Regions from separate parts of the Homo sapiens genome. Here region 2 is linked to region 1. Evidence: chromatin loops called from intact Hi-C (ENCODE). Cell type or tissue: CD14-positive monocyte. All regions are shown on one strand. Region 1 holds the start of BTBD7 (BTB domain containing 7). Region 2 overlaps ASB2 (ankyrin repeat and SOCS box containing 2).

The links. Peaks named below come from ENCODE experiments on the same cell type or tissue, not always from the same donor. Only the 100,000 strongest peaks of a DNase experiment are listed, where the experiment ranks them.
Region 2: a loop joins it to region 1, with 6 times the contacts of the local background. A loop is called at or near these places in 2 of 110 quality-filtered maps.

The regions. Positions count from the first base shown.
Region 1 is chr14:93,331,303-93,336,302 of GRCh38, forward strand. It overlaps BTBD7 (BTB domain containing 7), which reads right to left and starts at 1,734. Exons shown (of 11, transcript NM_001002860.4): 1 at 1,518-1,734. It also overlaps a transcript of UNC79 not described here. In CD14-positive monocyte, a CTCF peak has its summit at 1,984; a DNase peak (open chromatin) is centred at 1,889; H3K4me3 peaks cover 2,752 bases; H3K27ac peaks cover 2,723 bases.
Region 2 is chr14:93,968,171-93,973,170 of GRCh38, forward strand. All of the region lies in intron 1 of ASB2 (ankyrin repeat and SOCS box containing 2), which reads right to left. Among named protein-coding and RNA genes, the nearest start is that of ASB2, 5.9 kb to the right of the region's middle. In CD14-positive monocyte, CTCF peaks have their summits at 2,638 (motif pointing left) and 2,843; DNase peaks (open chromatin) are centred at 1,071, 2,581 and 3,021; H3K4me3 peaks cover 1,196 bases; H3K27ac peaks cover 1,483 bases.

The DNA.
Region 1 (5,000 bases):
GAGGCCTACATCTTAGTTTTGGTCTAATCCATCGCCAGCTGTAGGATCCACAACAAGTCACTCGCCTCTCTGGGTCTGGTTTCCCGGCTCTAAAACAATATTCACACCTTTAGATCTCTAAAAGTTTTTCTGACTCCAAAATTCCATGACAAGTCTAATAACAGTTGCTATTAACAACGTATGATTCTTGCAAAGCAATTTCAAGTCTTTCTTCCACATTTCAGGAAGAAAGCAATTCATTTCAGCAATCTAAAGGAAACAGATGCTATTAGGGACAAAAGATTGTTAGTTGACCAGACCGGGCGCGGTGGCTCACGCCTGCAATCCCAGTAGTTCGGAAGGACGAGGCGGGCGGATCACCAGAGGTCAGGAGCTCGAGACCAGTCTGGCCAACATGGTGAAACCACGTCTCTATTAAAAATACAAAAACTAGCCGGGCGTGGCAGCGGGCGCCTGTAATCCCAGCTACTTGGGAGGCTGAGACAGGAGAATCGCTTGAACCTGAGAGGCGGAGGTTGCAGTGAGTCGAGATCGCACCACTGTTCTCCAGCCTGGGTGACAGAGCGAGACTCCGTCTCCCCCCCCCCAAAAAGGTTGTTAGTTGAAAAAGCTAAGTAATTCTGTAAAAATGTCTACTTTCTCATTACAGTAAGATGTTTTCGCAGAGTTAACAGTGCTCTGGTGTAGATAACCAAGACTGCTTCTGTAAATTAGGCCTACTCCAGAGTACTTATTATCTGTGCTGGTATGTGAAGACGTGCAATTGTAGTTCACAGGAGAAACAACACTCCTCAGAGTTTCTTGAAAAACGGTGAGAAAGTTCTCACCCTCGGGGTAAAGCTAGCAAACACTGTGCAAATAAGGTACTGAAATATGCACACTTTTTGCCATTCAAGTAGTCCAACAAGCACAGCCTCCTCTTCTTTATCAAACACTCGGTATTGTCTCCCTCCCAACCTGTCAAAGCTCAATTCCAGGTTTATCCCGCAATAGTAACTTACCCGGACAATCTAACTTCCCCTGGGAGTAGCAGTCCTCAGGCCTGCTCCCTTCCCAGACCCCGCCGGCCACTCTCACGCCCACCCCTGGCGGTCGCAACCCCGCACCCGGGTAAACACGCGCCCCCGTCTCGGGAGCGGTTTCTCAGCGTCCTGGGAGCGACGGGTCCCGCCCCTCGGCGCCCGGAGCCCAAAGCCGGCCGGGCTGCCGTCGCGACTCCCTCGGGCCGCTCTCCCCGCCCCGAGCGCCACACCTCGCGCCCCTGCCCCAGGGACGGCGGCGCGCTCCAGCCCGCCCCTCGGAGCGCACAGAGACCGGCCAGTCCGGCGCCGCCGCGCCTCAGCCCCAGACGGACGACTGGCCCCTCCCCGCCCGGCGCCCCAGCGCCTCCCGCGGCGGCTTGGCCCCAGCCCCGGCGCCCCCACGCCTAAGAACAGCCCCTTCCTCTCCCGGACGCCCCGCGCCACACCGGACACAGCCTCGGCTCCACAGCCTCAGAGACACCAAGGGACACTCACCCCGGAGGCTCCTCCCGCCGCTGCTGCTGCCGCTGGGACCGCTGCCGTCGCCTCCGCCGCCGCCGCCACCAGCACCGCCGTCCGCACCGGCGCCAGCACCCCCGGCCATCCTCCTCCCACCGCCGCCGCCGCCGCCCTCTCCTCTCCTGTCAGTGGCTCAGGCTCCGGGACTGCTCCAGGTTCCCCTCGCCGCCATTTTGACTCCTAGACGGAGCAGGAGGGGCTCGGTTCGGCGTGGCCCTGGGGCGCCTGCGCGGCGCTGCGGAGCCGGCCGGAGCCCCCGCCCTCCCCTGCCGTCGTCCCGCTCAGGGTCACGTGGCCCGACGTCGCCGCGCGAGTCGGGCCGCGTGGGGGGGCGGTGCGTTCGCTGGATCCATGGGAGCGGAGTGCGCGCGCATTATTTTTGCTCGTCGGCTGGGAGCCGGGCGTCGGGTCGCTGGGAGTTTGCCTCTTGTGGCAGCATCCTGCTTAGTCCAGCGAATTGTGACACATTATTAAATGTATCAGAATATAAGAACTGTGTCACTACTACGTCACCAGATGGCCATTTCCACGAATTCATGTTTCCGTTCGGCGGCCGGCGTCCCTCGGGTGGTCGCATGCAATGAGTGCATCTTTCTCGAGAACAACTCTTCCGCGGAAAGTCATTGCTGACAGTCCTGGCATTCCGGTGGCTGCTTCTTGGCAGTGAGCACTTGTCTATCGTAAGCACTTGTCTGCATGGTACTTTTACAGGCACCACCTTGCTACTTGTGTAGTAGGTTAAAAAATAATCTTTAAGACACTGAAAAGTTTTCCTTAACAAGATACCCCTGTAAACAAAGGACAAAATTGATGAAAACACACAGTCGCCACGTGGGAGAGCCAAGTCGCTCTTCCCTAGATGCCCCTTGTTTGGGGGTTTGCAATAATTTCAGCGATGCAATAACAAAAATACTGTATTTATGGGGCACTGTCGTTTTCCAGAGAGATCCATGGTTTCATTTGAACGCCAAAGCCACCCTTTGTGGTAGTCAGGATAGGTGTTTTTATTGCTGTTTTACAACCAAGGAGACAGGCTCAGAAATACTAACAAGTAGGCAAGCCAAGATCAGAACCCAGGCATTCTGAACCCAGTGAGGAGGCACCGTTACACCTCCTTTTCCTCTGATAGACATTAGCAACTCTGGGAATTTATTTGAAAGTATTGTATTTGCATTTTCAATCTCTACCCATTGTTTAACAAGTTTTGTGTCACACAGTTTTTTGTTGTTGTTGTTCTGAAACCACCTCTAAGCTTCAAAGGATAAGAGCAATTTGGAATTTTGTGATGTGTTTTTAACCATCTCTTGACCCTCCATTATTTTATGCTTTTCATATTCAGTTGGAGACAATATCATTGTTGTTTTCCTCTGGACTTCCTTCAGATTTGTATTTTCCTCACCCTCATTCTTCATCACCTTACTTCCTTGAAAAGGATAGCTCTTTCCAATTTGTATTACTTCATTTTCTTTACCCATCTCACCCTTTTCACCCTCTTACCCAATCCTTGAAGGTTTGGAGATTGTAGCAGAGATTGTAGCAGTCCCTTGCCTGAAATTCCCCTCTAGCTGGTAAGGGTCACTTCAGTTGAACATACAGCCTCAGGGCGATAGACAAGAAATGCATGGAAAAGTGAGAAAATATAAAAGAAATAGGTCCATCTAATTGGAGCCAATGATTACCTCTGAGTGTCCACCTCTTGTTCCACACTTTTATACTTCCCCAAAGGCGTAAGTGAACCTTATCTAAATTCAAGCCATTTACTGTTATTTTCCATCATTTTACCTTTGTCTTAATTTGCTAAATACAGTTAACACTTGAACAACACGGGTTTGAACTGTGCGGATCGATCAATGCAACCTGGTACATGGGATTCTAAACACCGTATTGAGAGGGCCGACTTTTCTTATACTCACATTCCACAGGACGGACAGGCAGACTTGAGTATGCTTGGATTGGGGTATATGTGGTGGGTCCTGGAACCAATCCCACGTATATAGTATATGGGGGATGACTGTATTGCATTAACTGAAAGAGCTATGATTAGCAAACTAAAAAGCGGTGTGTAAACACTGCTTCTTTATAATTTATGGAAATGTTAAATAAGATCAGTCCCCACTGTTTACACTTATTACTAACCTTTATTACTTGACTTTGCTTCTATTTCCTAGCCACAATTTAAAAAACAAAATTAAAATGGTATCAACAACAATAGAATTCTAAGTAATTTCAGGATAACACTTTTTCTAACAGCCTTTGATGTGGAAATCTAAAACTTTTTGAAAAGCCAAGTAAGGTCTGCTGGTTGCACCTTGTCCTTTTGTCTATCTGCACAGCTGGAGACTTCTAGTAGACTGTTTGGATCTAGAAACCATTTGTAAGTGATCCATGATTTTTTTCTACCCTTTAATTCATTCACTGTTTCCTTATTATACCATTTAACTGTACTTTTGAGATCCTGAATTAGCTCAGTTTACACACTCATCAGAATTTAGATGTTTATTTTAGTTCAGTCCGATACACATTTAAAGTATCCAGTACCATGTGCCAAGCACGGTACTACATGCTGGGGGTAAAAAATAAATGGATCTTTGTACTTAAGGAGCTTAGAATCTAAATAAGAAGACAGAGTGAAAAACATTTTTTTAAGGCTAGTGTTAAGATGGTACTAAGTAGTGGTTAACAGCATGCATTCTAGAATCAGATAGATCTGGATGGCCATATGACACAAATAGGTCAACCAGAACCTTTTCTGGAAATTTTTGCCACACTCTCAGAGGAGATGTTTCTTCTTACTCTATTTCTCCGGGATTATGACTCGAAAGGACATGTAAATTGGCTTTGTTTGCCAATGAGGAGAAAGCCATGTGCGGTAGGAAAGGAGGAAGACCATAAACAAAGAAACAAAGTGAGAGAAAGGAAAACCATGACATCATTTGAATACCTGGGCCTACCTGGGCCTGAAACCAACCCATCCCTGGTCTTTTCATTTTTAGAAGCCATTAAGTTGCCCTAACACCTCTTTTTATCTTAAGTTAGTTGGAAATGGGTAAAAACAGTGAACTTCTGTGGCTTTCAACCAAAAGTCCTGAATTTATGTTTTGTTCCTTTCTCCACTCCCTCCATCAGTGAATGGCATCCCATCCACCTGGTCATCTATGTTGAAAATAAGAGTAATCAACATTTCATGGTATATTCCATGGTCTGTCACTCCAGTCTTTTCCTTCCTTTGTACCCCCCTTTTTTACCACACATAACCATCCACTGAAACCCATTCCCACACTCATCTTCCTGGAAATACAGGATGGAAGCTGGGTTTTTGAAATTAAGGAGAAAAGACAAATTTTATCTCCCCCTATTTCTCTGCATGTAACAATCCTGTTTTCATGCATTTTTCTGAATTTCCTGAAGTCTAAAAGGTGAAGAGGATTGAAAACCCCAGAACAGTGATAAGTACCTTGT
Region 2 (5,000 bases), 640 kb after region 1:
CAGAATCACCAATCCCGAAGCTAATTCCAGACTTACCAGGCCCTTCCCAAGCCTCTCCCATGGGTTGACACCACTCAGAGACTTTACATTGGCCAATTATCCATGTCATTACCTCACACAGCCCTGGAAGGTAGGAAGATTTTCACTGAATTAACTTAATTCCTCTACAGCCCCTCTCCTTCCAAAAGGACCCTGATGCGCATACGTTATTGGTCCCATTCTACAGATGAGGCAGGTAAGGTTTAGAGCGGGAGGGGAAGGGTTTATAGGAGGAGAGACATATAGAAAGCTGGGATTTGAAGCCTGATCTTCCAACCTCAAATCCAATGCTCTTTCTGGCAATTCCAGGAACACTGACCCAAGCAACTGACACACACATGGGTTTGGAGCAGATCTGTCCTCATCCAGCTGCAGCCAGCTATCCTCCCAGCTGCCCAGCACCCCCTGGCCTATATCTGTGCCCTGGGCACCATACCAGCCTCTTTGCCTGCTGCATGGAGGGTACACGCAGAGGGAGGAGAAGGGTTTAACCTTGACAGGACCTTGAGAAAGTCTACTCCTTGGACTACCTGCTAGAGGCCTGTCTCCCTAGAAAGTCTGGAAACTTCTGAGGAGCAGGACTATGTCATACTCGTAACCCCAGGACCTAACCCAAGGCTGGGTACACAAAAGGTATTTAATAAATGCTAGATGGACAGGTGAATGATAGGACCACAACAGTGCTCAAACCCTTGGAAGCACAGCTGTTATGGAGTTTACTTGAGAGAGAGGGACTCTGCCTTTGAAGAGGCAAATTTCCTACCCCACTGTGGACCCACATATCTCTTGCTTTTCCCACTGAGGTCCTCAGCCTTCAAGGGTTCTTGGGTAAGTTACCCACCTTTATGGGTAAAATGGATAAAATGCACAAAATGGAGATATTAGCCAGTGTTATTATGGGGTTGGTGGTAGAGTCAAAAGGGTTCATGTGTGTACAGGCTCAGCTGTGGGTCTGGCTGTTAGTAAGTGTGCAATGCACGGGCCGCTTCAGGACAGGAAACTCCCTGTCCCTGAACGGATGCAGTCGTAGGCTGGTGACAGCTGTCAGGGATGCTATGGCGGCGTCTCCTGGGGGACAGGTGGTGCTGCTCAGCCCTGGCACGAGGGGGAAGTTATGAAGCAGCGTGTGGAGCCAGCCTGACTGAGTTCACATCCCAGCTTTGCTGGTTGTTAGCCGGGAGAGCCTCTGGAATAGTAGTTTCTCCATCTGTAAAATGGACAAGGTCAGAGCACCTATCTCTTGGGAGAGGGCATTGATTCGGGTGATGCCTTGCCCCTCTTTGGACCTCAGTTTCCCCTTGTCATGAAGATGCTGCCCAGCTTGATTTCTGAGACCTCTGTCTGGGGGTTGGGCGGCCTTCTGGGCCTAAGTCTTGGAGGGAGGCCAGCAGCCTCAAGGGACACTCTGGGAGGCTGATTGGAATCAAAAATAGCCCTTTCCCAAGGAAAGCAGGAGTCTAATAGGCCTTGCCCAGCCATCAGGGAGGCTTCCTGGTAGAGGGAGGGGCCAGTCCAAGGCCAGTGTGGAGCAAGGGAGGCCTGGCCCCGCAGGGCCTTCAGGAGTGCCTCTCCTGCCCTCTTTGCAGAACCCCAAACATTGGTTCTTGAGAAGCCCCATCTTTCCCCAGGTGACATCTGTAAAGTGGCTGTGACAGGGTTACTTAGGTTAATCCACGTAAATTACTCAGGCAAATCCACTCAGAGCAGTACCTGGTTCATTCACAGCCGGCTCTCTTCTAAGTTGGGCCTTAGTCTCCACATCTGTGAAATGGGAAAAGAGACATGGACCCTGGCAGGGTTATAGTGAGGACCAAAATTGCATTTAAAAAGTGGTCTTTTCCTCCTAGTACCTTCCCCTCTCTACCAACCCAGGTTTGCAGACAGCCAGGGTCTGCCCGGGAACTGGCGGTGGATGGGGTGGGTCTATGTGGTTGTTTGAGGGGCTGGGGTGGGAGGTGGTCACTCTCCAGATGTCTTAGCAGAAAACTGGGGGCTAGAGGAGACACAGCTGGGAAGGCGGGGCCAAGAAGGAGGCTGGCAGCCATCCTCCACCACACCAAGCTCCACCAGAGGCTTGGGTCATGCCAGGGACTTGGGTCGGACATGTGAGGCTGCACAAGCCACTTAGCATCCTTGGCTGTGTTTGTGGATGGAGCTGCTCGTCAGCCTACCCTGCCCTGAAGGTGCCCTTCCAGAAACAGCTCCAGCATCTCCTCTACCAGGAAGCCTCCCTGATGGCTGAGAGTCCTCTGCTGCCTCCAAGGGCCCCCTTCACATTCTACTGCTTGGACTGCCTGCTATGGTCCTGTCTCTCTAGAAAGTCTAGAAACTTCTGAGGAGCAGGACTATGTCGCACTCATGTTGTAACCCCAGGAACTAACCCAAAGTCAGGTACACAATAGGTATTGAATAAATGCTGGACAGACGGGTGAATGAACGATAGGATCATGACAGTGCTTCAAGCCCTTGGAAGCACAGCTGTTATGGAGAAGTTTACTGCACAGTGGTAGACGGTGGCACGGCCCGAGTGCCCCACTGCCTATACTCAACCCTAGCTCTGCCACCTCCTGGCCACGTGATGTGAAGCAGGTTACTCGGTGCCTCACTTTGCTCATCTATAAAATGAAGATATTAATGGCATCCTGCCTGTGGAGGTGTTGTCAGGTGAAATTAGGTGACAGGTATAAATGTGGAGCACCTGGCACACAGCCGGTGGCCCCTAAAAATCTGCTCGTGTTATTCCACAGGTCCCAAGATGCTGCGATTCTCTGCCGTGATCCCAGAAAGTGGGTGAAACAGCCTAAACCTGTTCCTGCTGGGAGGATGCTACCTGAAACTCGTGCCCAGCTGGCGGTTCTCTAGGAGGCTCCATCCAAGGGATTTGAATTCCCACAAGCTCTCCTCCATTTAACAAGATTGAGAGTGAAAGTGAAAATGAGCCCCAAGCCCAGCCTTCGCGTGACAGCTGTGGTCAAAACTGCCGCTGTGACTGTCAGCTCCCCGGGCTGTGCGCAGAGCCTGCCGGGTGGTCCCAAGGGTCAATCATGGGGCTGGAGCTTGGGGAGGAAGGGGATCTCCACGCCCTCCCCCGAAGCCAGCTTGGGTGCAGGATGGATTCTGCACACTCCTTTCAAATTCCCCACTCTCCAGGAACCCTCCTGTCCCCCTGCCCTCTCTGCTCACATCATCTGCTGCCCTAGACTTTGGAGGCTTGAATTTCTGCACGAGGTGACTGCCAACAAATGACAAGAGCAGCCATTTAGTGAGCACGTAATTCATTTAATGGTGCTGAACACAGAGCAAGTGCTGCATGAGTATTTTGGTTAGGGTTCACTTGTACCTTTTAGGTTTAGCTCTTATGCAAAGCCTGTGGTTCAGATCCATGTGTCACCCTCAGGTCACTACGTCCCACTGCAGCAGGTATGGGGAGAATCATAACCATAACACCTTCCCTTGCAGTGAATTTCTCTCTCATATTTGTCTTTAGTTTGAACCACATAATAAATCTATAAGCGTATTATAGTTCCTATTCTATAGATGAGGAGACTGAGGCACACTAAGGGAAAAAGTGACAAGGAAGAGACTAGAGGCTACATCTGATTTTACACCAAGTATTCATCCCACACAATGAATAGCAACCACCGGATGTTTTTCAAGATTTGAGTGAAGGCCAGAATCAAACTGAAGACTATGTGTGTGTGTGTATGTGTGTTCATATTCAAAAACACTACATACACGCTACATGTATTATATATATTATATAATATACACACATAATAACATATAACATATAAGTATATAATAGGTAATTATATATTTTTATATTAATAATATAATATATATTATATATATAATATACACACATATACATACTTTCTATAAATCTACTCCAAAAGCTTCAAGGTCTCCCAAATATCACATGACCCGTAGCTAAGGCAATCCTGAAACCTGGCTGCTTGGGCTAGCCTGGGGACACACGAGGAGTCAGGAACTGGGCTGTTCCTTGGCACCCAGGGCGCTCGACCTCCTTCCTTGCAATGCTCTCTCCTTCTGCCAAAACTTATCTTTCTGATCTGCCTTTCCCCCCAGGATCCAGGGTGGTCCTAGGAAACCCAAGGAAACGCTTCCAGCTGGAGTGCTCGGAGGTGTAGGACATTGTTCTCTTCCCTTCCCGGGTCCTGTTGTTTTAGAACCTAATCAATAAAAATTAAGCTGGTGCCTGTGGGTCCTTGTCCTGTCTCCATCCAGGCCACTTTCATAGGTTGCCTCATTTTACTTTTTCAGTACTAGGGAGAAGAGTGGTCTTCCCATGGCGCGGATGAGGAGACTAAGGCCTGGAATGTATGTGGTACAGAGGTTGAGACCACGTCAGCCTGCGCCGTCTTCATCAGGCCCTCTGACACAACATTAAGGGCATGGCAAGGAGTCAGTTGCTCCGTGACCCTAAACCTCATCCCTCTGGAGGCTTCATCTCTGCTCTGGCTAAGAAATGCTCTGACCTTGGTAAGGAAGGGGGGATGGAATCCCAGCCACCTTGCCCTTGACCCCTATGAGTGGCCAAGTCGTAGCCAGGGTGGGCCTTTGGCCATGGGGGCAGTGCTCTCAAGCCTCTGGCTGCCCTGGGGCCTGGTGTCTAGGGCCTCACAGCTGCTAGGAGTTTGAGCCTTTGCTCAGACCCACACCATCAGCTAAGGAAAGCACCCACAAAGGCCAAGCTTCCAGTTTACCCCCAGCCACCACCACCACCGGCTGCGTCATCTCAGACCTTTTGATGCTGATTTCAAGCTCCCGGCTTTCGGGTGCCAGGGCCTTGGGGCTTCCAAGGCTGGGCTGGGGCTGCTGGAGGTGACTCAAGAGGTGTGCTCAGGGCTGCAGGCCCCAGCTGACTCCACAAGACAGGGCTCTTCTCTTTGTATGGAGTAGGGGTGTGACTGCCCCTACATAACCCTGTAGGAGGTGAC